2 separate regions of the Homo sapiens genome follow, and region 1 is linked to region 2. A link is a loop called in an ENCODE intact Hi-C map of the cell type or tissue named here. Cell type or tissue: MCF 10A. All regions are shown on one strand.

Region 1 (2,500 bases), 92 kb before region 2:
TTTAATCTACACCCTAAGGGCAGTTTAATCTCCTTTTGATGTAACCTTTTCTTGTGTCTGCCTCCGAGCGAGGTTTTCATGGAAAGTTCTAGGAAGAGTGCAGAGTGCCAAAGGATAAAGATTGAGGTAACCCCACAAACAAGTTCTATCATCCTTCTGAATTTCTTGCTAATAAATGTTTGTAGGTACAGAAGAACTTGGTCTGAAACCTTGCTTTCATTGTTTCATTGAGACTTGTTTCACAAAGGTTTTACGGGAGGAGACCCATGTCCCCAGGACATTAACCAATAAAAGCTACTAAGAATATTTTTCAAACAAATCCAACAGTTGTTGAATGGTCAAATAGCCTGGGCAAAAGGGGAAAAAAGAAAAAAGGATTACCTACCTACAATGTGAAGAGAAAGTCAAGAAAAGGGAAACTTTCCAGGTAGAAAATAAGATAGTTAAATAGTCTCTGACTGATCTTTGTCCTCAAAGATGTGACAGCAATAGTCCTAGACAGAATCATTTTGCCAAGTCCTAACTTTCCCTTTGTTTCAGTCAATGCATGAACTAAGAATGCGAAGAACAGAATCCTCCTGGGAAAATAAAGGACTTTGATATTATTTGCATTGCAACAACCAAATTGGTTCTAATAGATTAGACACAACTTTGGAAACCCAAGTTCAAATTTCTCTTCTCTCACTACAGATACCTTAACTCTCTGAACTATGGTTTTCTCACTCATCAATCAAAAAGTATTTAATAATATCTACCTTGCAAGGTTGATATAAGGGCTTATAAAGGTAACGTATAAAAAGCACCTTGAAGAATGCCTAGCACATAGTCTGTGCTCAAGATATAATAGTTCTATTTTTTACTAACCTTATTTTTGTGACTAAAAATATTGTCAGTAATATTATAATCAATTATGTTATTGTCAGTAATATTGTCACTTACTAGGAGTTTATACTCAAAAAAAAACTTCCTCTTTACAAAGGATACTAGAACTGATGAATCAGTGACACCTTTAACTAATGCACTAAATTTCCATGAAACAACAGTCATTTCCATGGTATGGAAGTAATAAATTTAAAATTTTGGCTTTCTTTACAATGTGACAAGAACATATATATATGTTTTGAAACTAGGAACTATTCAATCTTACTTTTAGTGGAGAAAAGTAAATAAAGAGCTCAAAAGAGCACTTAGTTCTACTTCCTATTGAGTTAAGTCCTTGCTACTCAAAGTATGGTCCTAGGACCAGCAAAATTAGCATCACTCAGGAGCTCATTAGAAATACAAAATCTGAGGTCCTACTTCAGTCCCACTGAATCAGAACCTGCATGTTAAGAAGATCCTGAATGATTTGATTACTATGCACATTAAAACTTCAGGAGCACTGGATCCCTTAGTATCCAGACCCACCCCTGCATATTTTATGATACTTCAAGTCCAACCAACTCAGATTGGTAACATTCTCTTACTCTGTTTCTAATCAGTAGGAGGTGACTCATCAGCAGGAGGTGAATCACTGCAGCATAGTAACATGTTATTTCTTTTTAAACCCTGACTAGAGCCTTGTAGAATGTGTGAAAGGCTTGGAATATCCATGATGCGGAATTCTGGGCAAGTATGCTCTTGTAAATTTAAACATGATATACAAGAAAATACTAGATGAGTATTTCCCAGTAGTTTTTCAATATGCCTGTGAAATCTTCATGAACACCTGTCCTTGGTGCTAGGGCCATTAAAAGAGAGAATACATTTGGCATAATATGTTTATGGTGACTCTGAAGGTAAACAACCTTACATAAACTGATGACTTGATATTGCCTAACTTTTAAAATAGTGAATGCTCAACAAGTCTTAGAATAGTTTTCTCCATTTCAGCCTTCTTAGAGAACTGAATTTCATCCACATGGCTATTGTTAATTGTCTTTAAAAGTTTCTTTTAAAAACTTTTTTTTCTCCTCCTACTGAAAAAGACTCTCTTCTTGATCAAACTTTAATCAGGCTCTCCTGAACTCTCTTCTCAACTAAGCCTCATCTTTGACTCCATCTTTGCCAGACCTGCATAGCCCAGTTTTAGCAAAAATCTTGCTAAGTCAGTTTAGAAAGAATCCCCCACTCTTGATATCTGATCAAATTCTTCACTCTCCATCCTTGATATTTGATTACCTTGCCCTGCCTTCTGCAAAGTTCCTGTTAAGTTGTTTTGGCAACAACCCCCTGACCCTTGATGTCTCCTCAGTAATTTTCCAACCCTGACCCCCTAATTCTGCTCATTGGCTATACGTCTTCAACTGGCTTTGCTATATTAAGAGTTGACCCCAATTTCTCTCCCCTATTACAACAGTTGTGACAGCTAGTCCAACTCCTGAATAAAGTCTTTCCTTACCATTCTAGCAAGTATCTGAGTAATAGTTTAATAATACACTTTTTTGTTTTTTGAGACGGAGTCTCGCTCTGTTACCCAGGCTGGAGTGCAGTGGCGTGATCTTGGCTCACTGCAACCTCT
Region 2 (2,500 bases):
GAGACAGGGTCTCGCTCTGACACCCAGTGCCAGGCTGGAGTGCAGTGACACAATCTCAGCTCACTGCAACCTTGATCTCCTGCATTCAAGCGATTCTCCTGCTTCAGCCTCCCGAGTAGCTGGGACTACAGACACATGCCACCACACCCGGCTAATGTTTGTATTTTTAGTAGAGACGGGGTTTCACCATGTTGCCCAGGCTGGTCTCGAACTCCTGACCTCAAGTGATTTGCCCACCTCAGCCTCCCAAAGTTCTAGGATTACAAGCGTGAGCCACCGCGACTGGCAGAACATACTGTCTGCCCCTCATTTTAGAAGTCAGATTAAATTTAGCATTTTGATACATACTATCTTGAATTGCTCTGCAATTATTTTACTAGGAATTTGATAACAAAAGTAGGCCTTAAGAAATACCTGTGGAATTTAATTAAAGGATTCAGTTTTGTTTGGAATATCCCTTAGTTTCTAGTTTTGTGGTAAGAAAGAGATGATGCTTTACATCATAAGATATTCAAAATATATGAGCAATACTGTAAAATTACATTAAAATTACATTGCATAATTATACTTTTAAAATCTGTGCCTAGCACAGGTGACAGTGACTGAATGGATACTTTTGTGATATTTTGTAGAGTGATGGTTTGTACAGTGGAAATGTGTGTGGTTTGTTTCCTGCTCAGCATCCATTCCCTCTTCTGATAAAGGCATCTGGATCAGGTGGGCTAACTCAATTCCTGTCTTGGGTGAGGGAAAAGACACAATCCAGCCTGACCCACCAATGTACCCCATCTCATCAGGGCACAATGATTGGTTTAGAGACGCACAGATGTTGCAAATAACTCCGGTAAGATTAAAGTATGGGTTTAAACTGTTGAGTAAAGAGAATTATCTTTTCTGCTGGGCTTGAGGGTAGAGGGATATAAGCCTTGAGCTGCTGGGCGCCACCTTGAGGAGAAAGCCTTTCAGAAAGTGAAGTCAATACCCAGAGTAGAAAGTCAAAAAATTAAAGGAGATTAAGTATAGATAATACCACTTGACCCTCAGGATCCAGCAATTTCTGAAGGCAGATACCCCTGGACTTTTCAATTACATAATCCAGTATAAGCTGAATTTTTCTCACTTGTAATTAAAGGATTTCTAACAAAATAGTTAACTTTTGTGAATTTTTTTTTCTGGCAAAATAGTCTGCTTTACAAAAGTCAAATTTCAAAATGCATTCATTTATGCAACAAATTTTTTTTTTTTTTGAGACAGAGTCTTGCTCTGTGGCCAGGCTGGAGTGCAGTGGTGCGATCTCGGCTCACTGCAACCTCCGCCTCCCAGGTTCAAGCCTCAGCCTCCCAAGTAGCTGGGACTACAGGCGTGCACCACCACGCCCGGCTAATTTTTGTATTTTTAATAGAGATGGGGTTTCACCATATTGGCCAGGCTGGTCTCGAACTCCTGACCTCGGATCTGCCCACCTCAGCCTCCCAAAGTGCTGGAATTACAGGCATGAACCACTGTGCCCAGCTGCAACAAATATTTATTAAGCATCTACTACGTGCTGGTGTATCACATTGTGTCAGTCATGCTGAGAGTAAGTTAACTAGGATCGACTACATAGTGTTCCCAACCTAGGCACTATTAGCATTTTAGGTAAGATAATTCTTAGTTGTTGAGGATGATTCCAAGTGTGGCCTCTGGTCAATATATGCCAGTACAGCCCCCAGTCACTGTCACTGTGACAAACGAAAAATGTCACAAATTTTCAGAAGTTCCTCTAGGTGGCAGTACTATGCTGATGTAGAACAGTGAAGTTGGGGGAAAGACAGACCCTGACAACACAGAGTTAGGAATTTTAGAGCTCTCAGACATATACTATCTAAAAGACATGTCAGAAGTCCTGAACGGAAAAAAAAAAAAAAGCGGGGGAGGGGGGAGTTGTTCCAGAACACAGTGGTATGTAGTATTATAAGGTAAAAGGCAAGCAAGGGTTTTAATGAACTTAGAAGAGCTAAGTGAGTAGAAAGAAATCTTATAAAATATCACATGATTAAGGACAAACAAACAGAATGCTTGAGGCCACCTATAGCCAGAAGTGAGCTAAAACAAGCTAACAGTGAAATAGAGCTTTGATCCTACAAATTCAAAAGGGGACGTTCTGCAGGCAATTGGTTCTCCCTCTCAACAAGGCAAGGTCAAGGAAAGGTCATAAAAAAAGGGATGAGGAAGAGAACTGTTCAGATTAAAGAGGCCTAAGCAAACAACCAAAAGCAATGTGTGGACTTTACTTATATCCTGATTTGAACAATTTAGCTGTAAAGACATTCTAGGGACAATTGCGGATGTTTAAACACAGACTAGATCTTAGATGATATTAAGAAATTGTCACTTTTCTTTGATGTAGTTACATAGAAAAATGTTCATGTTTTTTGAGAGGTATATTCAGCATGAACAATTATGTCAAGCTGCTTAATATCTCAGTACCTCAATTTCATCAGTAGAGATAACAATTACT

What was found. A loop is a pair of places that touch in the nucleus more often than their neighbours do. Peaks named below come from ENCODE experiments on the same cell type or tissue, not always from the same donor. Only the 100,000 strongest peaks of a DNase experiment are listed, where the experiment ranks them.
Region 1: it touches region 2 in a loop (3-fold over the local background); 1 of 110 quality-filtered maps calls a loop at or near these places.

What each region holds. Positions count from the first base shown.
Region 1 is chr4:112,856,660-112,859,159 of GRCh38, reverse strand. It overlaps a transcript of ANK2 not described here. Among named protein-coding and RNA genes, the nearest start is that of ANK2-AS1, 190 kb to the left of the region's middle. In MCF 10A, no CTCF peak of the experiment used is centred here; a DNase peak (open chromatin) is centred at 1,519.
Region 2 is chr4:112,765,067-112,767,566 of GRCh38, reverse strand. It overlaps a transcript of ANK2 not described here. Among named protein-coding and RNA genes, the nearest start is that of MIR302CHG, 120 kb to the right of the region's middle. In MCF 10A, CTCF peaks have their summits at 946 (motif pointing left) and 1,779 (motif pointing right); no DNase peak of the experiment used is centred here.